Linked DNA regions of Homo sapiens: region 1 is linked to region 2. Evidence: read pairs that join two places in POLR2A ChIA-PET (ENCODE). Cell type or tissue: IMR-90. All regions are shown on one strand. Each heading gives the region's core, and the rest is flanking DNA. Links, peaks and the distances in the headings are about the cores only. Region 1 has its middle 100 kb from the start of LPAR1. Region 2 overlaps LPAR1 (lysophosphatidic acid receptor 1).

Region 1 (16,520 bases), core at 6,739-11,738, 260 kb after region 2:
GTGGTACAATCATGGCCCACTGTAGCCTCAACCTCTTGGGCTCAAGTGATCCTCTCCCTAAACCTCCTGAATAGCTGAGACTACAGGTGCACACAACCATGCCTGGCTAATTTTTGTATTTTTTGTAGAGACAGGGTTTTGCCATGTTGCCCAGACTGGTCTCAAACTCCTGGGCTTAAGCAATTCTCCTGCCTCAGCCTTCCAAAGTGCAAGGATTACAGGTGATGATCCACTGCCCCTGGCCTCCCTTATCTTTTAAGGCAAATTAAACTTTTGTCTGCAGCCAAAGTCATCCTAAATGACTCAAGGATGGTTCAGATAATGAGAGGATATTCCTATAACTGTAACCAGTATGGAGTAAAATCTGAAGATGACAAGCAGAGGATGAGAATTACCTGATCCAAACAGCATGAGTCTTAAGAGAAGGAAGTTTGGATTGGTGAGGTAAGAGGAATGATCAAGGAATAGCAATAGTCCAGGATACTAAGAGCCATTGCTACATATGTAATAATTAAAATAAAAATTTGTTCACTTAATCAACTATTGAATACCTATAAAACATGGGAATTATGCTCTGTGCCGAAGACACATGGTGGGCAAAAAGTAGACATGGTCTCTGCCCTTAATGAAGTTTTGAGTCCAGTAGAGGATATTTACGTTAATCAAATAATCACACAAATATAAAATTACATCAGCTACAACTAAAATTATATCTGCTGCAAACAAGAGGTTTAGATTTCTAGGTTGGGATGGAAAAAAATGCACACAGTGAAAATAATTCCCTCTCATTTCAAATGAATATAAATGTTATATAAAATTATATTAAAATATTTTAAAATATAGAACTTGAGAGAGAGAGAGAAAGAGACAGAGTAAGACATCTCAAGATATGAGAAATAGAAGGAATGTGTTTAGTGGGAGCTAAGGTACGAAGCCCATAGAGGACCCAGATGAGACACAAGTCCTTGGGACAAGGATTTTAGTGCCCTGTGTTGAAGGAAGCTGAAACCATGAGACTCAAATGCTGTACTGAGTCAGAACTGGGTTCACTCTATAAAAGCGAACACTGGGAAGGTGTTATTCGTGGATGAACTGAGAATCTCCACATATTTGCCCAAGTTTATGAATAAAAGTTAAGCATTTGTCCCTGGCTTTAGACCAGAGCCTCTATCTATACCTCACATAATGTGGGGCTCAGATTGCATTACTCCAGTTGACCAAAACTTCATAGTAGGAAGAAGGGAAGTAGGAAGTTTGAAATAGCCATTGTGGAGAATGGCTGAGTCAATGACTATTTTATAGCTGAACTCCTGTGACCTATTGTGTGGCTTCCGCCAGCAGCACTTGGTGTGGACAGATAGGGAAGGAACAGATGAATGAATTCATTTGGAATCAGGGATTTGACAGACCAAACCAAGGTGATGAACAAAACAGAGGTTAAAGAGAATTCTGACTACAGGAAGGAGTGTTTTTGAAATCCTGAGCTCTAGACATTAATCTGGAGACAAAGAAGGAAATGAAGAAAAGAGATGCTAAAAGAGTTATTAGGTTACTGTTATAAAGAGGTTGCTAAAAACTCTGATGGGAGTGTTGAACAAGCTACCGTAAGGAAAGGAGCCTGTGGTTACGGATACCTATATATGAATTAGTAATTTTATAAGTGGATCGATTAGAAGTGCTAGTGATTAGCATGCGAGTACACAGCAGAAGTGGAGAGGAGGAGGCCACGACTGATTAGGAGATCAAGGAGCTCAGAGCTAATGGCACAGAATGGGTCATCAATGTCATCTTCACCCATAGCTAATGTGGAAAGAAGACAGGAATTGAGGTGGAGATTAGACAGGTACCAAGATTTTAGAATGAATCCTAGGGAAATAATTAGGAATGTTGATATGAAATAGCAAGCAATAGGGCAGAATAAAGTTTAATGGAATAAGCCTCAGTGGAGAAGGTTTTTATGAGATGGTGGAGAAATGAAGTGGAAATGGTGAGCTACAAAAGGATATTGGCTCTACTTGCTGGTCCTATGGCAAATAGGATTAGTGAAAGTATATGGGCTAGGCAGGGTGGGTCACGCCTATAATCCCTGCATTTTGGGAGGCTGGGGTGAGGGGATCACTTAAGCCCAGGAGGCAGAGGCTACAGTGAGCCATGGTCACACCGCTGCACTCCAGCCTGAGCAACAGAGCAAAACTCTGATTCAAAAAACAAAAGAAAAAAATAAAAATAAATAAAGTAAACAGCCACAGCTGCTTCTAGTTTTCTTAGGAAAAGCCAGATTTAAAGGCAAGAAAGTAGAGAGAGAGAGAACATGCAGGCAATAGTTGAAAATAAAGGGATAGTTGTCACTGGCTATAGAACAGTAATTCTAGAGGGAATGGTAGTTTGACATGTGAAGGACTATAGAGTGGCTAGTTCAAGAGTAAGGAAGCAGCAAGCGTGATGGGGACTTCACCTATGCTTTGACTGGTTTAAAGGCAACGAGAAGCCCCCCTTTGTTTGTTTGTTTGTTTGTTTGTTTTGAGACAGAGTCTCCCTCTGTCACCCAGGCAGTGGTGCAATCTCGGCTCACTGCAACCTCTGCCTCCCAGGTTCAAGTGATTCTCATGCCTCAGCTTCCCGAGTAGCTGAAATCATAGGCATGCTCCACCACACCTGGCTAATTTTTGTCTTTTTAGTAGAGATGGGGTTTCACCTTGTTGGCCAGGCTGGTCTCAAACTTTTGAATTCAAGTGATCCACTGCCTCGTCCTCCCAAAATGCTGGAGTTACAGGTGTGAACCACCACGCCCAGCCCTCAGTGATCTTTTTGAGGAAGGTAGTCATGGGTCCTAGTAGCTAGTAGAATCAGCTTCCTTGACTGAGCTGATGGAGAATCCAAGATCTGTAGATGAAACTAGCTCTTAGCTATTTATTGAATGAATATTCCCTGCTAAGTATTTATTTAAACCTCACAATAACCTTGTAAGTATAATTATTCTAATTTTACAAATGAGAAAACTGAGACTTAGAGAGACTAAGTTTACGAAGCCAGAGGTTGCCACCAGGGATTTTGAGCTATAATACTCACGAGTTTTGTTTGACCAACATGTTTTCAAAGGACATACATATAACTCAGCAGTTAGAAGAGTTACAGCTAAACCATCTTATTAGTTTTTAATGTCTCCGGATTATTCCTGTGAACATCTAAATTTGCTAGCCTCATTTAAGCTAGATATATCTGGTTGCATATTTTGCATATTCTAAATCAACCATTTAACGAGAAAAGTCAGGTTTCATCTCTGCCATGACAGTGTAACCACCCTAAACAACTCTAAAACTTAACAAAATATATAAGGCAATTGCTATCAGGTACTGGACCACAAGAAATGCAGGATCATAATCCTCAAGAGAGGGAACATACATAGTATGAACTTCACATTTTCCCTGGATTGCTGCCTGGGGGCAATTTCCAGATGACTGGGTAGAAAAGTGAAGCCCAAGCAGAACATAGCAGCCTCACTGAGCTAATGAGGTAGGAGTCAGAGATTGGAGCTGCTGAAGCAGCTGGATTATGGCTTGGGAGATGATGTAGCTGCACAAAGAAGGAGGGGTCAAGAAGTCTGCATGGAGGCATCCAGTGGGTTATTAGCTAAAGACTGAGCTGTATATACACAGGGTGCATCTTCACAGGTCCAGCAAACTATAGCTGATGCAAGACTGAACTGACTGGAGATAAGAGAGTCACATAGGGTTAAGAGATGTTGGGTTTCTAGTCGAGACAGTGTTGAGAGGCCCTGTTGAGAATCCTGGACATTGAGATTCCAGAAATGCCCTAGGGAATAAGGACCATTACTGTAAGTAAAAGCCACACCCTAAGAATAAGGGGAGGAAGCATCAAAAAAATTTTTTTTGGTTTGCTACAACGGCTGAAAATTCCTAAAATCGGTGATAAACCAAACCTACAGCTTCAAAAAGCCTAGAGAACTCACATAGCATAAATTAAAAGAAAATCAAAATCAAGCCTAGGTATATTGCAGTCAAAGTAAAGAGAAATTTTTAAAGGAGCTATAGGAAAAAAAGACATTAAATATAGGAGGCCGGGCGTGGTAGCTCATGCCTGTATCCCAGCACTTTGGGAGGCCAAGGCGGGTGGATCGTTTGAGGTCAGATGTTCAAGATCAGCCTGGCCAACATGGTGAAATCTTGTCTCTACTGAAAAATACAAAAATTAGCCGGGCGTGGTAACGTGGCCTGAAATCCCAGCTACTTGGGAAGCTGAGGCAGGAGAATCACTTGAACCGGCGAGGCAGAGGCTGCAGTGAGCTGAGATTGTTCCACTGCACTCCAGCCTGGGCGACAGAGACTCTGTCCCAAAAAACAGGAAAACAAGGATACAAAAGATGGCTGATCTATCATAAACAGTGGAGATTAAGAGACAAGGGAATGTCATCTTTAAAATGATAAAAAAAATTTCAGCATTTTCTTTAAAAGAAAAAAAAACTACCTGAAAATTATTTAGCTAGTGACTCTATTCTCTAAAAATGAGAATGATATACAGATATTTTCAGATAAAGAATAGCTAGGAGAATTTGTATCCAGCCGACTTGCAATATAAGAAATGCTAAAGGAAGTTATTTAGGCTGAAGAAAATGATATATCAGAGGAAAAGTTGTGTTGATACAAAGGAATAAAAAGCACTGGAAATGGTAAATATTTGAGTAAATGTAAAAGGCTAGCATTTTTTTTTTTTTTTTTTTTTTTTTTTTGAGACTGTCACCCAGGCTGGAGTGCAGTGGCGCGATCTCAGCTCTCTGCAAGCTCCGCCTCCCGGGTTCATGCCATTCTCCTGCCTCAGCCTCTCCAAGTAGCTGTGATATTACAGGCGCCCGCCACCACGCCCAGCTAATTTTTTATATTTTTAGTAGAGATAGGGTTTCACCGTGGTCTCGATCTCCTGACCTCGTGATCCGCCCGCCTCGGCCTCCCAAAGTGCTGGGATTACAAGCGTGAGTCACCGCGCCCAGCTGCATTTTTTGTTCTTAATTTTCGTAAAAGACAACTGACAATTTAAAGCAAAAATCATGGCAATGTGTTGTAGGGTTTATATCATATGTAGAATTTATGACAGTAACACAAAGAATGAAGGTAAATGAAATTATTTCACGAAACAACTCCACTTATAATAGTATAAAAAATAAATACAATACTCAGGAATAATTTTTTTTTTTTTTTTTTTTTTTTGAGACGGAATCTCGCTGTGTCGCCCAGGCTGGAGTGCAGTGGCGCGATCTGGGCTCACTGCAAGCTCCACCTACTGGGTTCATGCCATTCTCCTGCCTCAGCCTCCCAAGTAGCTGGTACTATAGGCGCCCACCACCACGCCCTGCTATTTTTTTGTATTTTTAGTAGAGACGGGGTTTCACCGTGTTAGCCAGGATGGTCTCGATCTCCTGACCCCGTGATCCACCTGCCTCAGCCTCCCAAAGTGCTGGGATTACAGGCGTGAGCCACCGCGCCTGGCCCAGGAATAAATTTAACAAAGAAAGTTCAGGCAGGTTGTGGTAGCTCACGCCTGTAATCCCAGCACTTTGGGAAGCCGAGGCAGGTGAACTGACTGAGGTCAGGAGTTCGAGACCAGCCTGGCCAACATAGTGAAACACCTTCTATACTAAAAACACAAAAAATTAGCCGGACGTGGTGGCTGGCGCCTGTAATCCCAGCTACTCGGGAGGCTGAGGCAGGAGAATGGCTTTGGGAGGCAGAGGCAGTGGTTGCAGTGAGCCGAGATCATGCCATTGCACTCCAGCCTGGGCAACAAGAGTGAAACTCTGTCTGAAAAAAAAGAAAAAAAAGAAAGTTCAAAATTTAACAACTGAAAACTATAGTATATCATTGAAAAAGTAAAAGACCTAAGTAAATAGAATAAATGGAAAGACATTCTGTATTCATGGATTGGAAGACTTAATATTGTTAAGAGGCCTGGGCAACATAGCAAGACCTCATCTCTACTAAAAATAAAAATTAAATATATATATATTTTTAAGAGAGAAATTCTCCATAAATTAATCTATACATTTAATGTAATTCCTATCAAACTCTCAGGTGCCTTTTTCCCCCAAAATTACCATGCTGATCATAAAATTCATGTGATTTAAAGAACCCAGAATAACTGAAACAATTTTACAAAAGAAGTACAAGTTGGGCATGATGACAGATGCCTGTAGTCCCAGCTACTCAGGCGGCTGAGGTGGGAGGATCATTTGAGCCCCCGCAGGAGTTCAAAGTTGCAGTGAGCTATGATTGCACAACTGTGCTCCAGCCTGGGTAACAGAGCAAGAACCCATCCCTAAAAAAATGAACAAACAAAGTACAAAGTTAAAGGACACACACATCAATTTTAACACTTTCTATAAAACTACAGTAATCAAGACAGGATGATACTTTCATACAGATAGACATACAAATCAATGAAATATAATTGAGAATCTAGAAATAAATGCATACACTTATGGTCAATTGATTTCTGGCAAAAACACCAAGACAATTTGATATAAAAGAATAGGCTTTTCAACAAATAGTGCTGAGACAACTGTATATTCACATGAAAAGAAAGAAATGGGACCCTTACCTCACACCATGTCAAAAATTAACTCAAAATGATTAACTATAATGACCTAAATATAAGAGCTAACACTGTAAAACTTAGGAGAAAGCATAGTATAAATCTTTACAGCTTGGATTAAGCAGTGGTTTCTTAGATATGACACCAAAAGCTCAAATAACAAAAGAAAAAAAAGATAAATTGGACTTCTTCACAATTAACTCATGTGCTTTAAAGAATACTATAAGAAAGTGAAAAGACAACCCACAGAATGGGAGAAAATATTGGCAAATCATTTATCTGATAAAGGATTTGCATCCAGAATATATAGAGAATTCTTAAAAGTCAACAAGTAACTCAACTGAAAATGGGCAAAGGATTTGAACAGATATTTCTCCAGAGAAAACACATTAATGTGCTTTCATGTGCAATGAGCACATGAAAACATGTTCAACACTTGTCCAGGTGCAATGGGGCTCAGGCCTGTAATCCCAGCACTTTGGGAGGCTAAGGCAGGCAGGTCACTTGAGGTCAGGTGTTCAAGACCAGCCTGGCCAACATGCTGAAACCCTGTGTCCACTAAAAATACAAAAAAAATTAGCTGGGTGTGATGGTGCATGCCTGTAGTCCCAGCAACTCAGGTGGCCGATGAACAAGAATTGCTTGACCCTGGGAGGTGGGAGGTGGAAGTTGCAGTGAGTCGAGATCATGCTACCGTACTCCAGAAAAAGAAAATCATTAGCTATCAGGAAACACAAATGAGATACCACTTCGTACCCAACAGAATAGCTAAAGTTTTTAAAATAGACAATAAGTGTTGATAAGGATGTGGAAAAATTGGAACCCTTGTACATTGCTGGTAGGATTGTAAAATGGTGCAGCTACTTTAGAAAATAGTTTGGCAGTTCTTCTCTAAACACAGAGTAATCATATGATCCAGCAATTCTGCTCCTAGGTATATACACCAAGAAAACTGAAAACATAGGTTCACATAAAAATTTGTACACATTCTGAATGGCATTTTTGTTAGAAAAAAAAAAACCTGTACACAATGTTCATGCAGAATTTTCATATAGCCCAAAAGTGGATACTATCCAAAGTCCATCAACTGATGAATGGATAAACAAAATGTGATATGCCCAAACAATGGAATATTATTCCACAATAGAAAGGACTGAAGCACTGATAACATGCTTTAACATGGTTTAAAAACATAATGCTAAGTGAGAGAAGCCAAACACAAAAGGCCACATATTGTGTGCTTCCCTTTATATGAAATGTCCAGAATAGGCAAATCCATATAGACAGAAGGTCAGTTAGTATTTGACAGGGGCTTGGAAAAGCAGGAATGAGGAGTGATTGCTAATGGGTGGGGGTTTCTTTGTAGAAATTAAAGTACTAATTTGATAATGATGATGACCATACAACTCTTCAGACTTATTAAAATCCATCCAATCCTACACTTTAAAAGGGTGAATTTAATGGTATTTGAATTATATCTCAATTTTTAAATTTCTGAAGAACTCTATGGAAGGACATAAGGGCTCTTATTTGGGATAGAAAAATTCAGTATTGAAAAGATGTCAACCTTCCCCAAATTAGCCCATAAATTCCATGTAGATCTAATCAAAATCTTAATAGAACTTTTTTTGGCTTAACAAAATGATTCTAAATTTCACTGGAAAAATAAATGTGAAAGAATCGTTTTAAAGTCTGGAAAATATAAAATTTAGGGTGGTAAGGTTATAGACTTAGCTCTCCTGGATATTATATGTGTATTTTGAAATGTTTGAAACATGTTTAAAATCACATTCAGTGAGGTTTTTTTCAATTTTTAATTTTTAAAATAATTCAAGTATACAGTTGGCCCTCTACATCCATTAGTTCCACATCCATAGATTCCAACCAGCCACAGATAAACAAATATTAGGGGGAAAAAAGATGGTTGCATTTGAACTGACCATATTCAAGCCTATTTTCCTTGTCATTATTCCCTAAACAATATAATATTAGCAACTATTTACATAGCATTTATATTATTTTTTTAAATTATACTTTAAGTTTTAGGATACATGTGCACAACGTGCAGGTTTGTTACATATGTATACATGTGCCATGTTGGTGTGCTGCACCCATTAACTCATCATTTAACATTAGGTATATCTCCTAATATATTAAGTATTATAAGTAATCTAAACATGACTTGGCGTATACAAGAGGATGTGCAAAGGTTTTATGCAAATACTACACCATTTTCTATCAGGTACTTGAGTATCCATGGATTTTCATATTCATGAGGGTCCTAGAACCAATCCGCCCCCCACCCCGGATACCCAGGGACAACCATGTGACTTTTATAATTATAAAGCAATAAATCATGAAAAAGCAAATTAAGAAATAAATACTCCAACTATGCTTCTTCTTTTCCAATGCTACTTTACTCTCTTTCAGGCTGAAAATCTCTTGTTTCAATGTATCATCGTATACATGATTTCAAGTCCCTTTTTCAGACTTGTTGGTTTCTCCGAATATAGGTTAATTTATGAATAGCCTCCTAGAGTTTGGCACCTAACCTGAGGCACATTTGATGTGGAATGATTGGCATAAAATAAAGGTCAATTTTCTTGTCATTCTAGTTACTTCATTTATAGTAGTGCATCCTAAAATCATATTAGCCTTTCTGGGTAGCTGATTCATAAAGTTGACTGATACTAACTAAAGCCCTGTGACTTTTTCAATCATTAGTGCTGCTAAAGCCCAAACTTTCTCTATTATCTTGTCTCTTTTGCAGTTGGTATCTGGAATAAAGTGGCCTTACCTTTATTTCTATCAAATTACGTCTTGATTTAGTGATCCCAATCCATTGCATTTGGTGCAATTGTCCAAGATACTCATTAACTCTGCCAGCTCTGTGATATCTGAAAATTTGAAAGGGACGATCTTTAGATCATCATTTAAGTCACTGATGAAAATGATTATTGGGATATCTTGGGGAACACAGACTACAGCATAATATGAAAATCACCATCTACATTGTTAGTTTCCTTCACGTTTCTGGCATCTAGCCCAAAGGTGCGCAGACCTCAATGCATTTAAGGGTCTCCTGGGCAGCTTGTAAATTCCCTAGACTCACCTCTAGAGATTCAAATTCGATAGTCTAGAATAGTGTCCAACAATCGGCAGTTAAAACTAACACCCACTTTTAGATTTGCGTAAGACTGTTTGTTTGCATTGGTCATAAGCGTGACAGAGAAGTCATGTCACAAACCTTGCTGAAGGTGTAGACGTTCATATTCATATTGGGTCTTATAATTTTTTACTGACAGTTTGACAGGATAAATGTATTTGTGCTATCTTAATTTACATTTTATTATCTTCTAGAATGAAATTGAAGACATTCTTATATTTTTCTTGGCCATTGCAAATTCCCTACTGATTCTTTTTTTCTATTTATCAATTGCTTTTATTTCTTTCCTGGTAAATATGTAAGCTATGGCTGATAGTTTTCATGTGTTATAAGGATTACAAATGTTTTTCTCAATTTCTTTGTTTCTCTGTTCTCAGTTTGTCATTTGTATTTTAACCTTTTTACATATTGTCTTTTTCTATAGCAAGTATGTTTCTATTTCTTCTGCAAAAAATCTAACAATTTTTATAATTTGTCATTATTTGAAGTCATGCCTAAAAACTCTTTCTCTGGGATTATGTAAATATTCAATAACATTTTCTTTAGAATACAACCTTCTGTAGTTTTATATCTTTGATATCTTTATATTTTTTGAATTTTATATACCTCTAGAATGCTTTTAAAATATAATTTTTGGAAAATCTGAATCAAGTATGTTAATTGTTGAAATACTAACAATTGAGGAATTGCTTATATGTATCATGAGATGAGACTGGTAAATTATACAGAATATCCATAAGATAGAATTCTATGCGGCAAATGAGATTTTGCCCTAAAAGGATATTTTCTGACATGTAGATATTCACAATTTAATGTTAAGTGAAACAAAGCAGAAATACATACACACATTCCAATTCTGTTAAAAATATTGTATGTATGTGCATAAAAGACAAAAAACTGAACAGGATACGAGACAGGATGGCTGTGATGTATGCAGAAATGTTAGCAGTGTTTGTTACTGTATAGTGGGGTAATGCATGTTTTCATATGTTGCTTACTTTTGACAATAAACATGTTTTAGCAACAAAACACACAAAAAGCTAAAGCTATATACTATGTTGAATTCTAATAACTTGAAGCAAAATAGAAAAATATGGTAAAGTATAAAGTGGGAATTACTTGGTTTTAGATGAACTGCATAATATTTGGAAGTTATTTAGACATTTTTCATTTTCAAACACAACAGGACTATGATCGTGAATCATCAATGCCCAGCCAAGTGAGTAATATAGCTACTTATAAGCACAGGTTTAACTACTACTTCTGTATTATATGCAAATACAAATATGGCTGGGCACAATGGCTCACACCTGTAATCCCAACACTTCGAGAGGCCAAAGCAGGAGGATTTCTTGAGGCCAGGAGTTTGAGACCAGCCTGAGTAATATAGCAAGACCCTGACTCTACAAAAATTAGGAATTCAGCCAGACATGGCAGTGCATACCTGCAGTCCCAGCTACTCAGGAGGCTGAGGCAGGAGGAGCACTTGAGCCCAGGAGGTCAAGGCTACAATGAGCCATGATCATGCCACTGCACTCCAGCTTGAGCGACAGCAAGACCCTGTCTCAATCCATCAATATTTAAAATATAAAATAAAAACTATATAAATACCATCTTTTACTGAAATGATGGATTCAGCATGTTTCCTTAAACTCTTATATTTAAATGACTTATTGTTATTATTACTTAGTAGAGATATAGCCTTGCTTTATTGCCAGGGTGATCTCAAATTCCTGGACACAAGCAATCCTCTTGCCTCACCCTTCCAAAATGTTGGGATTATAGGTGTGAACCACCACACCCAGCCACATTTAAATGTTTATTAATAGTCAACTAAAATGTAATTCTGGAATAAAAGCTCCAACAACATGAAAATTTAGGTGGCTATTGTGTTGGGGGTGTCCCCAAGACTACCCCCAAGGTTTAATGGTTTGCTAGGAGGACTCATAGGACTCAGCATAAACCTATACTCATGGCACAATTTATTATAGCAAAAATATCAAAGCAAAATCAAGGCTAAACCCAGAGGAAATCATGCCCAAGCTTTCAAGAATTATCTCCCATTAGAGTCACACCTGGTGTACTTAGTTCCTCCAGCAGCGAGTAGTGACAATATGTGTGAAATGTTATCTATGAAGGGGGCTCATTAAACTCAGCACCCAAGATTTTTACTGGGGGCTGGTCACAGTGGTTACCTTCTGCCTAGCATGTTCCAAAACTCCAGACTTCCAGAAGAAAAGCATGTGTTCAGCATACACCACGTAGGTTGTATAAACCGTCTAGACACAGCAAGCCACTCTTACCAGTTCTGCAAATGGTGGGAACCTTCCAAAAATTCAAGTTTCCAGACACCAGTCAAGGCCCTACCTTGCGAGCAGGTCTTTCTAATGATAGCAGTCTCAGAACTGTTGTGTTCCTTTCTGTACATACCTGTTCCCTCTTAAGGTACAGTTACCAAATTACCAGATGTGGGAATCATGTACACAAATGTGTTAGATTCATCCATACTCAGTTAAACAACAATAACAAAAAAGTAAATGAATAAAGTTTAACTGAAACTTTAATTTTTTTTTTTTTTTTTTTTTTTTTTGAGACAGCGTCTTGCTCTGTCACCCAGGCTGGAGCGCAGTGGCACAATCACGGCTCACCGCAGCTTCGACCTCCTTGATTCAGGTGATCCTCTCACCGCAGCCTCTAGAGTAGCTTGGACTACAGGAGCTTATCACCATACGTGGCTATTTTTTGTATTTTTTTCTTTTGTAAATAGAGGCAGGGTCTCACTATGTTGCCCAGGCTGGCTTTAAATTCCTGGGCTCAAGTGATCCTCTCACCTCTGCTTCCCCAAGAGCTGGGATTACAGGTGTGAGCCACTGTACCCGGCCATTTACCTTTTGTAGCCCAGAAATAAATCGGTTGATAAGCTACCAATTCAGAAGAGATCACAAATAAAATTACCATGTTCTCCTAGACTTGTCAAATTAATGCACATTCATTATAGAAAATGTGGAAAACCCAGAAAAATATCAAAGAAATAAGATTCACTGGAAGCCCCAAATCATAGATTACCACTGTTAACTTTTTCTATGCATGTTTGTGTATGTATATATGTATATATACTTACATATACACATATATATACACATACATAGAAAATATATACATATATACACACGTAGAAAATATGTTATACACAAATTATATATTAACACAGTTGATGCCACACTCCATATTAGATCTTAGTTACCTTCATTTTGTCCATATCATTAACAATTCTGAGGAAACACTTTTAGTAATGACAAATATTCTAGCTCTGGCTATAATTTCTACAGTTTTCCCCCTTCTGTTGGATGTATAGATTGTTTCCTGCCATTCACATTTTTCCAAACCCTCATAAAAACTTTCTGTGCCTTCCTATTACTCTTAGAATAAGGTCAAAATTTTTAACACAGTCAACAAGACCCCACATCTTTTAAGACCTCCCTCTCTCTACCCCTCCACTTCATTTTTTCCCATTTCTTCTTGACACTGAGCCACCATAGCTGCCTTTGAATTCCTCAAATGTGCCACTGTCTCTCACCTCATGTTTTCCATATGTGTAGGTAGCCCCCTACATTATATATCGCAATGATCACAGTTTTAATTTGTCATATAATTATTTAAAATGCCAATTTTAAAAATGCATGCCTCCTCACGTAGGTGGGAGTTTTAAAGGCAGGGACTATATCTGTCTTGTTCACTGATATACACTCAGTGGTAAATGTCTCTGCAACATAGACACGGCAAAGATAATTGTGGAATTAAAGGATAAATGCATAAATAGGATTCCACCTTTATGTTAATTTTTAAATAATTTAGTATATTTGATAACTTTGTTCACTGGATTTCCAGATTATTATTATTTTCTTTTTATAAACTCCCATTTCCTCCTTATGCCTCCTAATTATCTATAATGGTAAATAATTAAAAACCACTTAATTCTGCACAGGTTTTCCTTAATTCAGGCCTTTTACTTAACTATTTTATTAATTCTGATAATTTTTTGATTTATTCTTTAGAGTTTTCTGGTTACACAACCACAATGTGTGACTTATGATACCTATTTGATCACATATTATTCTCATTTTCACTTTTAGTAGTTATATTTCAATTTTGAATACTTGACTCAATATAGTACTTTGAATCAAGAAATTTCATATTTTTTAGAATTTCCTTAGGATAAGTGTTTTGCTTAATATATTCTTAAAAATCAATCTTTTTATGTATTTTAGTGTCTACTCTTTCAAATTTACGGAGGCTTTGTTATAGATAATTGATGTTACCTACATATTTTTGTTTGTTTTCTTTTTTATTTTTATAGAAACAGACGTTGCAGGATGTTTATTTGTTTTCAAGTTAGGATATTGGGCTAAAAGGTAGTGAGGGGACAATGGATCTTTCCCTTGGCTGGGTCCTGGAAGAACAGAGGGGCCTGGACTCCCTTGAAGGGTGCAAGGTCAAAGACCCACTATTAGGAGATGTGAACCAGTTCCTGCAACTTGCAAACAGAGAGTAAAAAGATAGATTCTCTGGAGGATCCTAGGAATGAGGAATCGGTTTTGGCTTGTGAACTCTGGAAATGTTCATATTTAGTATCCAGGATTTTCTTTTATATGGCAAATCTCCTTTTGTTCTCTTGTATTGTTAGTAGAGTTCGTTTAATTGTTATAGCCTGATCTTAGCTGAGCTCTGAGTATTAATTGATAGGCCCATGTGCATATTTGGAATGAAATTGTATAGGGAGAGTAATCATGGCCTAAGGAAGCCAGTGAAGAAATAATACATTGTTATCCAAAGATCAGAGATGCAGGCCAGAGTGGGGCTGCTGGCCGAAGCACACAGTAAAAACCAGGACTGACCTGGTGACATGGGTATATTCTCCAGGGAGTCTCAGAGACCTTGGGACTGTGGTCAGACATAATGAGGGCATGGATCCTTTCATTTAGAGTTAAAGGGAAGTGCTACTTCTGACAACTGTAGAGGCCAGGAACCTTTGGATTACAAACCAATAAATTCTTGTCACAGGCACTCAAGGAGACAGAATCTACTTTTCCAGATGCTTTTGTGTCTTCCTGCTGCACCGCCTACGATTACTGTTTTAAAGCTCTATTTCTAAATGCATGATATTAATAACTTCTTTTTTGAAAATGCTAAATATAGATGAAGCTACAACAAATGTGGCAACTTTCTACATAGTAATATATACAGAGAGCCACAAAATATTTGTGTAACTCTTCTAATTCTACTTAATGGGAACATTTTAAATTAATAAAAAATATAGAGGAAAGCATGAAAAAAGTAAAAGTAAATATGGGTTAACAAAAATGCCTTAAAACTTTGGAATAATAAACAAAAATATATTAATAGGAATAACACTGATTAATAGTGATAAGGAAAAACATGTTATTTAAACCATTAACACAGTATAAAAGTTTTGGAATCACATAAAAACTTGAAGAGATGAGCAAAACAGGCAGCAACATGAGTGCAAAATAGCCAATAATGTTCTAAGCAATTAAAAGTATTTAATAATTTACAATATTAAAAAGCATGAGGACAATAGTATGTTCTCTGCAAAACACACTCCCATGGCTCAGGGTTCCTGATAGAATGGAGAGGAGCCCACCACTGCACCAGTGGGACATTCTACTATCTTCACTATCTATTTATTACTTAGCCTTCATTAATTGTTCTTTACTATGCACTCTTCACTATTATTCTTATGTAGGTTGAGGGTAGGGCTTACATCTTCCTTAGCAAACAGTAATAGCTCCTAGCAGCAGTTGCCTTTCATACTTGTACACAAGTGCCAACACATGGAAATGTTATGTGAAAAAAAAGTGTCCATCACAGTGCAATTTATACCAGCAGAAAATGCAGATAACCTAAAATGCCCAGGAATAGGAAACAGTTAAACATCCCATCACATGTTAGCTGAGCGACATATTTCGGAACTCTTAGAAAAATCATGATTTTAAAGATGCAACCTGGGAAAATTCTTGATTGAATAGATGTAAAAACAATGTAAAATATACAGAGGTAATAAGCTTATGTCAAATTTATAAAACATATGGAGAGCTAACATAAAATGCTAATGACAGTTGTTACGGTGACAGGTTATGAATTTTTCTACTTTTTTTGGTAGGGTGAATTTACTTTCATAAGAAAAATTATGTGTGAAAATATAGATGAAGTCTCTTATTTGCACCCACGGTTTTTTGGGCCATAAACTAAAATCCTCAAGGTAATTAGGGATATGTGGCAGCCAGGTAGCCACAGAGTCCCATTTTCAGCCCTCCCAACAGGTGTTTCTAAAGAGCTCAGAATCCCGAGACCTACATATCATGTTGATTCAGCCATGTGAATGTTTTTAAGGAGGAATACCAAAAAGAGAATAGTCTTGTGGGATACATGAATGATAAACCTCCAGAAGAAAAAGGGCAGTGCCCTAATACTGAGCAACTGCATACATTTTTATTTCCAGGTAAAGATCACCCTTTGAAAAAACTAAGGAGCCTGCCTGTCCATACAGGGCAAGCTTAAAATAGAATTATGTGAAGTGGTCTGGTCATCCTGTGACCTGTGGCAGAAAATAGTAGCAAAGAAAGCGAGAGAAAATATCAGAATCTGAAATTTCACCAATTCATGATAACCACAGACCCTCCTGGACCTTCCCTGGGAAAAAAGGAACAGAGAAAGGGGAGAATATTCTGTC
Region 2 (16,520 bases), core at 6,046-11,045:
CCTTGCTTAGGAAGATTAACAATACATCCTGGCTCCTAGTTACGTACATCTCTTCTATCATGCAGTGTCCAACCTCATTCACAAACCACCATTCTAAACCCACAAATAATCCCTAATTCTTATGGGGTTTGGAATCAGGTGAAGCTCAGTTGATATGAAACAATTAGCACTTTGTTTCAAAAGCTCTTTTCATTAAAATGTTCTGTTTACTTTGTTATAGTGAAGGGATGTGATAAAAGAGGTGTTTCTACAGTTTTTACCTAGCATGAGTGCACACTCTGGGTTTTAAGGGAAGGAGCTAGAAGCAGTATATAATATTTCAGAAGCTGAGAGAATTCTGGAATAAACTGGAAGATGAACAGTGGAACCTAAAACAATAGCTAACTGGGAAGGAGAAAAGGAAGGCTGATAAGATTCATTAATTATACGTTAGTTGCGGTTTTAGGTCTTGAAAATTATGGTTTCACTAATTTAAAAAGAGGAATATATGTGAGGGGTGGCTAATTTGTAAAGACCAGTTCAAAGATATTTGATTTCTAACAATCTTATATCCACCTAAAATTAAAGGTTCAGAATTCTCTTCCAAATCCTCATTGAGACATTCACTTGAATAAATATTTTATCTTTTTCCAACACCTTAGTGATATACTGAAAATGTTATAATGGTTATATCATTGGAAGATATATATATAACTTTTATCTTGTTGGTTATTAAACCTATAAGTAGAAATACCACCGTGACTTTATAAACTAGTGAGAGTGTTTCATAAAGTTGTCAAAATTTTTTGTAAAATCAGTCTTTCAAAAAGAAACCCACTCTAACGGTTATCCTGTTGAGCTAAAGTACCATCTTAATAAATTGTCTCCTCTCAAGGAACATAAACTACCACCTCCCAGACATTGGCAAGATTTATTACTCAGATTGAAAAAAAGCAGTTGTGGGCTGGGGGAGCACACGGTTGCTCCGCCTCAGGGTTAAGCAGCCCTTGTTACAGAGAAATAAAGGAGGTCATAGTGGGAAAAACACCCACGCAATGCAAGCTGGAAGACTCTCGAACAAGAGAAATAGCACTGACCAGAACCACACATTACCAAACGCTGATTGAAAATGATTTATTAAAGTCCAATTAGTATGCTTTTCATTTCAAATAATCCATATAGCCTCCAGAAAAATATGCACATGTGTAAAAGTCCACGTTCATTTCTTTCACTTCCAATATAAAGTATTCTGTATTTTGTATAAAGTACGTGCAAACACCTTTCTGCTAATCGGGTCCCCACATTCTTTTCACTACAGGTACTTTACAAGTCTGCCCTCTGCTCAAACACTAACCGTGCACTGACATCCTCCTTCCTAGACAGCCATTCATCTCCCGGACTTCTTTCTCTCAGACATCCTCCTGACCTCCCCTGACCTGCTTCACCACTGTGTTACCTCACTGGTTACTTGTTACAGCAAACTGATGCAACTACTAGTCTACCTGGACAACATATTAAACAGGTATCACCTAATAGGGTGGCAGCCTATCGGGGTGATTCCTGGCGAATACACAGTAACCAACCACATACTGACACACTCAACCCATTTGCTACAGATGGACCCACACTAATTGATATGACAATCCTTTATTCACTCGGCACATTTGGTTTCTTTGCATTTTCTTCCATTTTACATTGCAGGTGTGGCTACCAAGAGCTGGATAACGAGTCCCTCAAACAAAGTTTGGAATTGCGAGATATATTGGGGTACCTTGATTCTTGAGACAGTTGAATTCTTCTAGTTGATCTTGTTGTATTAAAAAGTCACTCTCAACTGAAGTGACCACTGCATTTCTTTTGTAAAAAGGTCATTTGACTGGCTTTTCCTCACAACTGCCACCCATGCAGTACAAAAGCAGGAAATCCCTTTTCATGAAAGGTGTAAGTACAAGATGACATTTCACATTTTTTTAAAAAAAGAATCCTTCATGGGAATATATCCTAATAATCAATTATATGGAGACAGTTTTATGTACACCAAATTTCTGCAACTTTATAATAATGAAAATTAGAAACAACCTAAATAGTTAACAACATGGGAATGGTTAAATAAACTGAGTTGCATCCATTAAATGGAATATAATATAGCCATTAAAATTATGTTTTTGTAAAATTTTTAATGCCATAAGAAAATGTGGCAATTTTGCAATGAAAAAGATCTACTTATAAAACTGTTTACAGTATGACTCCAATTATGTAAAAAAAGTATACAATACACATATAGGCATACATGGGGGTTGCTTTTTAAAGGTGGTTACTTCTGGGTTGTGATATTATCAGTAATCATTTTTGCTTTTTTATACATTTCTGCATTTTTCAAGTTTTCTATGATGAGTATATTATTTTACAAAGACTACGAAAATTTTCCTCTGATATACTGGTAATTAGAATGTACTTGGGTATTTTAAATATATGGGAACAATATTATAGTGCTTCATCTTCTATGACTTTTTTGGAATACATATCACTTTGGTAATAAACTTACATTCCCTGTTTTATACTTGTTACAACATTTTAATTAAACAGTTAATATTGTGATTAGAGCATTGTTTGCTTCATGACCTAAACAAATACTGGCTTTGAAGTCTAGGTTCTATTTCCTAGAAGATTTAACATTAGTATCCTTTTAATCTTTTTAAGTAAGGCATACTGCATACATACATTACATGCATGCTTTCTAAACAAAAGATAATTCCAACTTACAGTTTTCCTATGTAAGGGAAAAAATGGAATTATGGTAGTTTAAAAGCAGTCCATAGTCTCATCCATCACAAACATGCTGATAGGCATAAACGTGTTTATTAAGTGAAACGTATCCTTTAAAAATAAAAAAGGGAAGCCTGTATATAAATGAAGTTGTGGATTCAACTAGCCAGAATTTATTCTGACTTGCACCAAACCACACAAAATCTTTTAAAAGTCTAGTTAGTGTAGTCTAAATGGACACTCCAGAGTCTGTTCTTGAATTCCATTGCAAGAGCTCCAACTTCCTACTTTCAGAAGGGATGGGGATCAAGATGAGGGTTGTCACATAAGCTAATTTTCAATATATATCAAGTCTTGTGGGGTCCAGGAACAAATACTGTCATTGGTTAGTGTTTAAGTACATGAGTTGACTTTTCTCCTCTCTCACACCCCACCTTGCCCTGGCAATTGGGTAGGGGGAGGCTGTTTATCCTCCAAGAGAGGACGGCTGGTTCCTCATCTCAGTTTCCGTTCTAAACCACAGAGTGGTCATTGCTGTGAACTCCAGCCAAGATGGTGTGGTTGAGGGAGGAAGCCGAGCGGTCTGAGCCTTCTGTGGGGCCGGTGGGGTTCTCACTGCGCTGGCAGCAGAGGATCTGCCTAAAGGTGGCGCTCATTTCTTTGTCGCGGTAGGAGTAAATGATGGGGTTCATGGCAGAGTTGAATTCAGCAAGGAGAAGGAAGAATTTCTCATAGGCCAGCACGTCGCACTGTGGACAGCACACGTCTAGAAGTAACAAAACCAATCCAGGAGTCCAGCAGATGATAAAGGCCCCTACAAGGACAAGGATAGGGATCAGAAGGATTTTTAAAAAGAGAATGAAAAAATATTATAAAACATGCGACCATAAAGTGAAATGATTTCAGTTCAATATAAAAATACTGAAGTTGGAAGCCACCATTGTCGCAAATGAAATACTCATTTCCTGAGAAAATCAGAAAAAATTTAACGATAGTCAACTTAAAATTTTATTTTGGACGTTACTAAAATCAAGCAATTATGAGACATTGATGATTATTATTTTGAGCAAAACACAAAGAGTTTGATAAGCAATTGAGATATGAAAAACTGCATTCAGGAAACACTTCACCTCACATAACAACATGGTTTTTAATAGCAGTGTTATTTTCAGGCAAAAGATAAGCACGAATGATAAGTGTCCTTTAATGTTTAATTAAGGCATAGTTTCTGGATTCAGGTTGTCTGGGCCCAAATCTTTGTTTGACATGTAATAAACTGGGTGAACTTAGGCAAACTACTTTCTTTCCTTAATTTTCCCATCTGAAAATGCAGATGATTATATTTACACCTCATAAGGTTTGTTGTATGGATTAAACAAGTGTTAAGGAAATAATCACTCAATCTGTATCTACAATAACAATAATAATTATTACCTGCTGAGTAGCATGGGCCTGTTTGGAAATTGTGATTTTCAATGACAAGATCTATGTTTTATTTTTATTCAACAACTACCCACATAGTGCTGTCCTATATGCTTTACCAGTAATAATTTATTGAATTTTCACAGTAGCCATATGACATAGAAACTAATATCCCCATTGTACAGATGAAGGAACTGAGACCCAGAAAGTTTATATAACTGGCTCAAGGCCACAGTACTGGAAAGCAGAAAAATCCCAGAGTTTCTGTTCTTAGAGGCTGCCTCCAGAGTTCAAGCTCTAGAAAATATTACATTTCTATATCTTGAAAATGATAACATTAAATATTTTAAACCAAATTTACTATTTCAGATGTTCTACTAATTTAGATCAACTTTGTTCTCTTTCTTCCCCCAATTATTCTGAATCATTACAATTTTACTATAACTGTAAGAGGAATGAAAATATAGATGAGATGCTTAATTCTATTTCATTTAGTTTCTGAAATCACTCATCATTTGGATCCCAGGAAAATGGAGGTTGTAAAATAGCATTAAATCCTACCACTGTGTTACTCCAGACTCTGCTGGGGATCTTCTACTGAAAGAACATGAGCCAACAGCGGTGGGCACCACTGTGTCCCATTACACCTCACCTAATGGGCCCCATATGTGTAATCAGGCAGGCTACATATGTGTAATCAGGCAGAGCGGAAGTAGGAGCAACCCCAGAAGGGCATTTGCATCTTCAGATTTAAATGGCGCTGGCTTTGGTGGATGCAGGCTTGGACTGGGGTCATGGATTTGGTCCAGCCTCAAGGAATTAGTTTCACAAAATGTAAACAAATGAGATTTAGTCTCCAAACAGCCCACTTTTGAATCTGAGCTTTCTTTTGTGAAACTTTTCAGCAGGGAAATGAAAATAAAGGAGAAAAGTACCCCCATAAAGCTCTTTGTTCTACAACACAAATGTGTATTGGTTTTAAACTGCTGTTCACTTTGAAGATTGGCCAAGGTACTTCATTTTCTAATAAATACAACACCTTAGACTTTCCTTGGAGAGAAAAAAATATTTCAAATATCAGGAGATAATAGCCAAGGAGCAATTTGAACTTCAATAAAAATGTTAATAAAGCATTCATTCCAAGTCCTTGAATTTCCTTGCTTGAAAATCACTCAGAAAGCTAAACATAAAGGAAAATCAAAGGAATGCCTCTTGGGTTTCAGAAATAATGCATTATTCATTGAGAAGCCAGGAAGGGAATTATTCTCAGGATGGAAAATGCTTGGATGGAAAATGCATGGTCCCATTATGCCATTTACTTGGAAACTAAAAACACACAGTCCCTTCATGAATGGAACAGCATTCTTTCAAGTTTCCTTTCCCCTTCCTTTTATCAAAGCTCTAATTGAGTTCAAATTCAGAACTTGATTAGACACAAGGAACATGCATCTCAATAGCTAGATTTTAAATAAAATGATCTTTTTCTCCTTCTGGGCAACAGAAGGGAATATCTTTATTCTCTCATACTTAAGCTGCTTGACTTTGCTCAAAAGTGAGAGAATTCAAACACTGTCATTTGTTGTTTATAATTTCTTCCCATGTTAAAATTTAAAAGGTGTAAGATCTTTCCAGAAAGAGCCCATAAGCCTTACTTTTAGACCAAGAAATGCAAGGAACCCTGCTAGACTGAAGGCAGGAAGTGGGAAACACCACAGCCTGACACAGGAGCTTCTATGTATGGATGCTTCATTGAGGAACCTGGATTCCTCTCCTTTATCTTCTTCACTGAAAGGAACTGGTTTTTGTACTAGGATTAAGCCCAACCACACAGTCCCAACACTCTGTGTTTGGATCTTCAAGACTCAATCCAATAATTTCAGTGACTCACAGTACAGGCCTCCGAAATCAACATCTAAAACCAATCATATGGAAATTCTGCGCCCCCCTCCCCCTCCTTTCTATTTCACAGAGGCCTCAAGGATCAAACTGACCAAAAGATGAGGATGCACTACAGAAGACGAAAATGGGGGCTGGAAAATTGTAAGGGATGAGGTTCCTAACCCACAATGAATGGATATTCTGAAATAAATTTTGCTCAAATTAAGGATTTCCCCTTGAGCTTCTGAAAACAATAATAAACCACACCTAAACCCCTTTAATAGTAAGGAGCTAACCATAATTCAATCAGGTTACAGGACTTGAGATGTGCATTGTGGACCCCATCAACATGTAATCTACAGAGAGTTCAGCGTACACCTGAAAGGTTGATAAGAGTTAAAACACCTCCATCTCAGCACCTCTGAAGTGGAGAAATAATAGCTCCCTGCCTCCTCCACATGGCACAGTGAGGATCAAACTGAGATACAACTTGTAAAAGCCCTCTATAAACTGTGCATCTACCTGACCACCATGACTTACGTGAGTGGCACGCTGGCGTTGCAGAGCCCTAGGATAGATTCTCCAAGGGCAGAATGTGAAAATGTGTTTTGGACAAGAAAGAGCTGGCATGTCAAAAGGCTCTGAGACAATACTATCCTGATTATAAAGAGATTCCTAGGACTTGCAGTTGGGTATGAAGAAGATAACAAGAGGGAATAGAGAGACAACATAGGGAAGCAAATCATTTTGGAGGTTCTCATGGGTCAATGCCATCACCTACCAAGATGGGGAATGAAATATAGTACTCAGTAGTCATAGTGCTTTGAGTAGTTTGTATATTTCCAGCACATTTCTGATAGAAGAATCCCACAAACCCAGGCACAACACCGATGAATGGTATGCAACAGTATGAAAGTAAGAGGAAGGGCCCGGTGCGGGAGCTCACGCCTGTAATCCTAGCACTTTGGGAGGCCGAGGTGGGTGGATCACCTGAGGTCAGGAGTTTGAGACCAGCCTGGCCAACAACGGTGAAACCGCATCTCTACTAAAAATACAAAAATTAGCCAGGCGTGGTGGCGCACACCTGTGGTCCCAGCTACTTGGGAGGCTGAGGCAGGAGAATCACTTGAACCCAGGAGGCAGAGGTTGCAGTGAGCCAAGCTCACACCACCACACTCCAGCCTGAGTGACAGAGCAAGACTCCATCTCAAAAAAAAAAAAAAAAAAAAAAAAGGATGAAGAAGTGTGGTTATTTATTGTAACATCAGAAACAGAAGTAGCAGAAGATAAGATGTCCAAGGTCACAAAGGTCTTGTATATCTGGCTATTTGAAATTTGTCCAGTCCAGCATACATTCTCAACCCTAGCCACACATTACAATAGTCTGCAGAGCTTCTTTAAAAAATAAAGACCTTCACCCACACCTCCCACTATGGGATTGTAATCTCATTGGCCTTACTGGTCAGATTTTCATTTAAGACACAACATTGGTGACAGAGTGGAAGAAGAAAATAAAGTAAAGGCAAAACTATTTCCAAATTCCAGAAGAGAGATAATGAAAGCCAGAATCAGGACAGCAGCACTGGGAAGAGATATAGAAGGACTGGAGAAGTATTTAGGAGACGGACTCCATGAGATGGATGAGACAGAGAAGTCTAGAATGACTTCTAAATTTTCACTTTGGTTGAAGGAGGAAACACAGGAGAAAATGTTTACTGGTGTTTTGTAAGGGAGGTAAGGAGAAGAAGACAGCTGATGAGCTGGGTTCAGTATGTGTTTAGTTTGAGGTACCTGCAAGACATCTAATGGAAATGCCTTAATTACATCTAAATAGGCTCATGGCAATTTGTGTCATGGGAAACTGTCTCACAGCACGCTGAACAAAAGTGGTTATATTGTCCCCTGATTTGCCAATATTACAAGTAACATGGGGTGGAGGATATTCAAAACAGATCCGTGGGTTGTTCTTCCTTGAACAAGCTTTATTCCTCCCTGATGCATCTGTCAAAGCAATCTGTGAGAACCCCAATGCCCACAAAGATGGAGGGAGAGGTGCTGGAATGCAGACGCAAAAGGCAGGGAGGAATGAGGCTGTTTTGGAACAACAGGTCACAGCTGCAGATCGAGATCATATTACCACACCTTCCCTCAAATCTATCCAACCTCATCAGCTGAATAATGCTTACCATCTGGTCTCACAATTACAGTCTTTTTTTCTAGAATGACTTTTTCCTAACTAGTTGAACTTTGCTTACATATGGAATGCAAGAACCAAAGTTAAAGAGGAAAACAGTCCTTGCCAGAGAAGACCTCTAGAGACAGTGTCCAAGATTTTTGATGAAAAACACAGAAAGCGTTTCTAGTCTGGCTGGCAAAGTTGTGTTTTTACAAAAGAACCAGACATCCCATAGATCCAAAACAAGTCAAGGTAAATCAATTCTACAACAGCACTGTGCCCAAGGTGGCCTCACTCTTCTTGTTTTTCAAATGAGGATCCCAGAAACAGTCCCATCTCAGAGACCTGCGGTGGGAATCAAGGGAGAAAATAAATGAGTGCCTAAGTTGCTTTTTCTGTTTTCCCTAAATTGTTTATTCCCTCAGGTCAGGCAGCGTGGTATCCCAGAATCTAATCAAATTTTAGTTCATCTCTGTAGTTACGTTGTGATTTCTGCTATTAAGGTACACACATACTACATAGTTAGCTAGGAAATCCTTCAATGCTATGTATCTTAACAGAGCCTATGTCAGAAAAAGTGGCCACAGATGCAAAGCTTATTCTTCCCCAGTCTTGCAGCTAAGGGTTCATTATAATGGGGGTGTATGTGGATGGCTTTTTGAGATTAACGCTTTTTCTAAAAGAATAACCCAGATTAATTAAAAAATCTTTTTTCCTGACTATTGAAACTATATAATTTACCTGAGGTATCTCCACAGTATTATTGTTCTATATTATTTCCACCCTGATACCAATTTTACTCCATCTAGTTTGGTGTTCAACACTGCCATTCCTTCCTGGTCACAGCACATGTTGCATACATTTAAAGTTTCATGATTTCATTTATTGTATGATGTGCTCTAGTATTTTCATTACTCACTCTTGAGAGCAACATTTATCTTTTAGAGAAGGATAATAACACCATACAGAGCTCTAAAGCAGAGCAGAATACTCATTATGTTCTCTTTTTAACATTCCTGGGTGACAGTTTTAGCTTCATTAGACTCTCCTGATCACCACAATGCTACTTTCCTGTGCCCAAGAGAATGCCAAAGCTGCCTTCCCTCTGGTGTACTCTCCTTAACATTAAGTAGTGTGTATTGCGCACGTACAAGTTCCATACCCTACAACAGACTCTAACTCTCATCCTGCAACTGTACCTTGGAAAGTCCACATTGAAATGACTTGAATGCTAGTGCCATTCTTACAGACCATTCAGGTGCTGAAAAGCCAGGTAAAACCACTTCTCCACTGCTACCATCCTAGCCAAGTGAGCAATACCTTTTATCTGCCAATTGCAACAGGCTCTTAACCAATTCCTCTTCCTCCACACTGCTTCCCTAAAGTCCAGCTTGTACAAAACAAGCATAAATCAATTTGCACTAAGTCACTCTCCTGCTTAAAACCCTCCAAAGTCTTCCTACTTGAAATCCTTACTGCTATCCATAATGCCCTACACATGACTGGCCCTGCTAGTTTCTTGGATCTCATCTCTTTCCACTCGCTCCTCATTTACGAGGTTCCAGTCACACAGACCAAGCCCATTTCTGTCTCAGGATCTTTGCATTTATAGATCCATCTGCTGGGATTACTCTCTCTGCAGCTTTTTATGTCTATTTACTTATTAAATGTCGCTTTCTTAAAAAGGCTATCCTTGGTTATCCTAGCCAGAGCAACAGCCCACCACCATCACCACATTCTCCCATTTTATTATCATCACATGCTGATATACCCAAATGATATATCCTTTATTTATACCCAAAATTATTGTATTTATTGGTTTACATGTTTATTGTTTTATCTTCCCTCAACAAGAATATTAACTTCATGAAGGAAGGAATGCTACCTCTTTCATGTCTGTATCTCTGGAATCTAGAATATTGCCTGGCGACAGCAGACACTCAGTATCTTCCATTGGATGAATTAGCAAGTCATAGCTAAGCGCCTAGTACATATATCCCAAACAAGAAAAATTAATAAGTAGAAATGTCATTAAATTACGGGTGGAAAATAAACATTAACATCTACCGTGTGTAAGGTCTTTAAATGGATGCTATAGGACATTCAAAGGGGCATAAGGAAGACCCTGGAAGACCAAATTCTAGAATGGTGGAACAATTCCTACACACTTTTGAAGGTTCAGAATTTGTATCCTATAATTTTAACCTGTATTACCTGGCCAAATTATTTTTAAGTGTGAGGGTTTTTTAAATGAGTGCACAGATACATAATAAAAGTGCAAGCACATGAATGAGAACAAGCAGCAGCAATTTCCGGACAACTTCTGAGATGACAGGCAGGAGGAAGGAGTAGGGGACGGTGCTTTGGTTATATCTACAATTCTTTTCAGAGACCTGAAGCAAATTATGTAAAATGTTAGCATGTTTGATTTTAATGTTTGGTCATTAGATGATTGCCGTATTACTTTTTGTGCTTTTTATATATTCAACTCACTCATATTCAGATATTTATAAATTTAGAAATTTTAACAACAAGAAACTAGAAGTCTTGATTTTTCTTAAGTAAAAGGTAAGAAGAGGAGGCAGAAGAGTAGAAAGTTTGCTAAAAGTTTTGTCTTGTTTGGGGGCTACTGTAGAAACCGAATTATATCTTGAATTTTATTTTATTTTACTTGAGACTGAGTCTCACTCTGTCATCCAGGCTGGAGTGCAGTGGCATGATCTTGGCTCACTGCAACCTCTGCCTCCCAGATTCAAGCGATTCCCTTGCCTCAGTCTCCTGAATAGCAGGGATTACAGGTGCACGCCACCATGCCTAATTTTTGTATTTTTAGTAGAGTTGGGCTTTCACCATGTTGGCCAGGCTGGTCTTGAATTGCTGACCTCAGCTGTTCTGCCCACCTTCGCCTCCCAAAGTGCTAAGAATATAGCCATGAGCCACCGTGCCCGGCCTATATCTTGAATTTTTTAAAGTACGTTTTTAAAATTTAAAGTTAGCCACTATTAAAAATAGATATTGGATGTACCACTCAAACCACTAAAGAAACAAACAAAAATTTTTTAAAAAGGAAGGAAGAACAAAACAGTTTGAAAAGAAAACTCAATTTATCAAAAGGAAGGAAAAGAAAAGACAGAAGCAAAAGCAAGGAAATGCACACACGTAAATAGAATGTCAAGAATAAGCCCAAACATGTGACTAGATATCATAAATGTGATGCCCTTAATTCTCTTACTAAAAAACAGATTCAACACCATGACTTTTGAACAGATTTTTGTTTTCCCTTGAACTTCTAACTGCTTTTTCTTTTTATTCTCTCTTTTGTTACAGATAAGAAACACACAGTTTATTACAGCAGAAGCATGCCACAGATGTATTTCCAACTTTTTAATTATACAATTTATCCCCAAAGACATTTCCTGCAGCCCGCTGACTTACTAACCCAATCGAACCCATTGATTTCTAGGCCTGCTTCTCAGCTTCCACTGAGGGCTGCTTATTTTACATACCTAGGTGGCACATTGTTTCTTCTAACGTACATCTTTTTTTTGGAATCTCTTTTCTTCTCCCTCCCCCACCCCCATTTTCTAGAGTGTATCCATGAGCATTCTTTCTAGAAAGTTTGCATAAGCTTAAAATCATTTTCTCTCAGAACACTGTCTTCTAGTATTTAGTCTTGCAGGTGAGAAGTCTGATGTATGATTCCCATTCTTTTTGTGTAAAACACCTGCATAGTACGAGTCCTTACTTACTCGCCAAGCTTTGTCTTGCACTGCATGTCTGCTTTCTGGACATATTAGTTTTTCCATTCCTTTCAGTCTATCACAATCCCCCTAACCATGGGCCTTTGTACGTGTTTGCTCTCTCTTCCTGGGATGTTACCTGCTCTCCTCGCAATCTAATTCCTACTCACACTTTACTTACCGCTACTTCTGGGATGCCTTCCCTGATTAAGTCAAAAATCCCTTTGTAATATGCTCTCAGCACTATAAAACACTCCATGGTAGAAGTTATCACAGGTGTAATTTATTTTTATTTATAATGTGATTATTGTTTACTTCTGTCATCAGACTATTTTTACTCCACTGTGTCTATTATTACCTAACAAAATTTTTGGCACATAGTAAGTGCTCTATAAACATTTGTTGAATGAATAAAAAAAATAAGTGAAAGAAAGAACAAGGATCTGGCTAGCTAGCTACCAACCTAGGCCATTAACCAAATATTTTTCTCATCCTCTCCTACCTGAAACTGTCACAATGTCTTTCATTAACTTTGGGAGATCACAGATATCACTAGAATATAATGTCTTGGCTTTGCTCATAATTCTTGCTTGGCCCTTGATTGGCAATTTTATCTATAGTCTCACATTCGTCTTTAGATTAAGGAAATATCCTATTACTTTGAGTAATTTTCTTTCCATTGTTTCTGTTCATCTGAGACTTCTTTTACAATGAATGTTGGATATTTGGGAATCTACATTTAAAAATTGATGGATCCTTGATGTCTCTTAATTTTTCATTTGTATTTTTAACACTTTACTTTTTATTTGGTATCCTGGGTGATATCGTGGACTTATTTTCAAGGTCAAATATTTGATTTTTAGCTATATCCATTTCACTACTTGGTAGTGGCTTTTGGTTTGTCTGTTTATTAGTAATGGATAAAGGAGGGCAGGCGATCAGATTTTTTTATTTTCAGGAACACTGTTCTCTGAATGATACTTTTGCATAGTAATATGTACTAATTTAGTCAATACAGTGTCTTCTTGAATTTGTGAAGCTATTAATTAGAGTTTATTTGACGTTATTTTGTGTTTCCTATACTATCACTGTTTCCATGTAAGATGTTGCTCTACATTCAAATGCAGTGGGTGGGGGGTCATCATGCTTCAAGGAATGTCTATTCGTTATGCAGGAAACATTCCTGAATAGAGGACCCTCTTAATTTGAGAAGACAGTATAAAGAACTGCCACCAAAGTCAGCTTTTCCCTGTACCTAAAACATTTAGCCATGCCCTCTGAGTAGGCAAAATGCTAAATGAGATAATTACATGGGGAGAGATGTGTTCCTCTGAATGTTCTTATCTACAAATAGAACAAATAAAGTCAGAATAATGTTCCAAAAATATGGAAGCAGCACAACCACCTAATTAGATCCAGGATGTATGCACACATACTTCATTGCCAATGGTAGCTACTATTCTCAGGAACAGAATGTGACCCCTGAGGTCTATAAGCATACAAAAAAGGAAAGGCTTTAATTTACTCGCAATCAAACAATACAGTCTAAACCTTAAGATGGGTCACTGCCTCTTCCTTTTTTCCTAATTCTTGTCTTCTGATTTCTACCCAGCTCTGTCTTAGGGTGAAGTAACTAAGGTTAAGACTGACTTACCAGGCCGGGCGTGGTGGATCATGCCTATAATCCCAACACTTTGGGAGGCTGAGGCGGATGGATCACCTGAGGTGAGGAGTTCGAGACCAGCCTGACCAATATGATAAAACCCCATCTCTACTAAAAATACAAAATTAGGCTGGGCGTGGTGGCTCATGCCTGTAATTCCAGCACTTTGGGAGGCTGAGGCGGGTGGATTGCCTGAGGTCAGGAGTTCAAGACCAGCCTGACCAACATGGTATTACCCTGTCTCTACTAAAACCACAAAAATTAGTCGGGTGTGATGGCGGGTGCCTGTAATCTCAGCCACTCCGGAGTCTACGGCAGGAGAATTGCTTGAACCTGAGAGGTAGAGGTTGCAGTGAGCCAAGATTGCACCATTGCACTCCAGCCGGAGCAACAAGAGCAAAAATCCATCTCAAAAAAAAAAAAAAATTTAGCTGGGCGTGGTGACACATGCCTGTAATCCCAGCCACTCAGGAGGCTGAGGCAGAAGAATCACTTGAACCCGGGAGACAGAGGTTGCAGTGAGCAAAGATTGCACCATTGCACTCCAGCCTGGGCAACAAGAGCGAAACTCCATCTCAAAAAAAAAAAAAAGACTGATTTACCAGAGCATTATTACCCATCAATAACCAAAGGAAAAAAAAAAAAAAAACAATGCTACTCCAAGGCCTACAAAGAGATTATCTGGTAAGCCCTTACAATTTTCAAGTCACTGATATTATTTTAAACTTGTAAAACTATATATATACACATATGTATGCATACACATATAACACATAACATGCATGCACTATGCACACTCAGGATCCTCAGTCTTCACTTTGCTGTATCATAAAAAAGACAGTAAGATTTGTTTTCTTTTACATAATGTGCACTATGAGACCCAATCAAAAACAATGGTACCACATATATTCTTCACATAGAAAATAACTCACAGTTCTCAAAATGGTGAAATCTATTTTGCCTCGTAAACTAAGTGATAAATTGCAAAAGTTTTAAAAAGCAAAATTTCCCCCTTATTTAAAAAATAATAAATTGTAAACTTCACAGAAAATCAATGTTGTCAACTCCAGACCAACATCATCTAACTTAGAAAGTGATACTAAACTAATTGCATGACTGTGGTCCAACTGTTACTAAGGTGATTTGAATAATATTTATCCCTTTAAAAGGATAAAGGAAATTCCCCTTAGAATCTTTCCCTAGCAAAAGTTCAACATTAACAGGAAGTTTATAATTGGTTTTGCAACATATTTAATTTTTTAACTACAAATTAAGATTCTCCCAAAATAATATAAATCTAAACAAGTACTGAAATCTGGCTGAAAATGCTCATAGAATGTAGCTGATGACAAAATCCTGTGGATTTTTTTTCTTTGCAGTTCATGAATCACAAGATATGTATTACCCAAGACAGAAACTTCAAGGATAGAGAAACGTAATGGAAATTTTATTTACAATTCATTTTCTTACTATCAAAATGGGGAAAATATTAAAAATTTAATCTAAAAGCGAATTCAGAAAACTTTGTGAATTATTTACATAACCTAAAAATGTTTATATTTATATAAATATAATTTTTAATAGCCAAAAGACATGAAAAGAAGAACAGTATAAACTGTAAATGTGGTCACTGTCATTCTTTTTGAGATTAGTTACATCTCCTATAGCTGCCAAATGCCCTGGATTGATCTTTAGGAAGCACAGATTCTTGGCAGAGCAGAAAGGAGGTACGGTCTGTTCTAATATGATAGCTATGTGTCTAAGATATCTCTCTTTATCAAAAACTTTTTCTAAATTAAAAAAATCCTTAAAGTAAGGTTATAAAAACAATTATTCAATTGGGAAGTGGGTGCTTCGGCTACAGAATTCCAGATTCACAATCATAAACATACTTTTTTCTACATAAATTTCAATTATTTTAAGTACAAGTGTAGAGTAAAAAAGCTAGCTGATAAAATTGACAACACCAAGTCTAAATATTGCAAAGCAAATTCTGACTAGCCCGTAAATCCTAAGCAAAAGTCAATCAGTTCTAAAGCTGTCTAAATAAACTGCAACAATATCGCTGATAGAAACTTATCCTACAGATATATTTACACACAATACAATTATGCATGTGCAAAGATTTGCAGTATTCTTTATTTTAAAAGCTGTAAATAACTTAAATAAGCATAAATAGAGAAGTAAAATAAGGTACACTGCACCCATAAAGTAGAATCCTATTCAATTCCATCAGTTTAGGTATTCTGGCTTTACTGATACCAAGTCATCAGATGCCCTACAGTAAGCCTTAATGGAGGATAAAATTCAATGCCTCTAACAGTGTTTAGAACAACAAATCATAAAAATGATACTTTAAACATCTTATTTAAAAATATAAATTTGTATTCATTTACCAATGTTTTGACATAGAGTCAAGGCTTTTTATTTGAACACAGGTGCATTGACTGGAGTTCTGTGTCATATTCGAAGCAAAAGCAACCCCAATTAAGCATCCCATACTACTTCCAATTTGGCTCCTCCAGAATAGAGTCAGAACTTAAAATTCTTGCAAAGCCATTTCAGTGAAAAACCCTGTGGAGTGTTTTTATGGATTCTCCAAACTTCGACAGTTGTTTTCATCAGTTCTTTTTTTCCCCCAATTTACATTAATTGAATGTTAACAAAGCATTCACCTAATTTTCATAGAAACGATGTCTTCTTTTTGTACTTATTTTATTAGACAATGTAATTATTTCATTAGTTATGTGACTAGGGATGCAGCAATGAACCCAGCAGAAAAAAAAAAAAAAAATCTGCCTTCATTGAGTTTAGGTTCTAAGATAAATGAGAAAGACAATCAACAAAATACAAAATAAGTAAGATACATTTTAGAGGGGAATAATATTTGGAGACT

What was found. ChIA-PET counts read pairs that join two places held together with the same protein. Peaks named below come from ENCODE experiments on the same cell type or tissue, not always from the same donor. Only the 100,000 strongest peaks of a DNase experiment are listed, where the experiment ranks them.
Region 1: POLR2A ChIA-PET joins it to region 2 with 11 read pairs; 2 of 35 experiments call an interaction of 5 or more read pairs at or near these places.

The regions. Positions count from the first base shown.
Region 1 is chr9:111,130,120-111,146,639 of GRCh38, forward strand. No RefSeq gene overlaps it. Among named protein-coding and RNA genes, the nearest start is that of LPAR1, 100 kb to the left of the region's middle. RefSeq lists an enhancer at 9,673-9,842. In IMR-90, for the core only: no CTCF peak of the experiment used is centred there; no DNase peak of the experiment used is centred there.
Region 2 is chr9:110,872,164-110,888,683 of GRCh38, forward strand. LPAR1 (lysophosphatidic acid receptor 1) reads right to left here. Exons shown (of 6, transcript NM_001351411.2): 6 at 1,100-3,559. The coding sequence ends at 3,258. Among named protein-coding and RNA genes, the nearest start is that of LPAR1, 160 kb to the right of the region's middle. In IMR-90, for the core only: no CTCF peak of the experiment used is centred there; a DNase peak (open chromatin) is centred at 8,158; H3K27ac peaks cover 1,994 bases.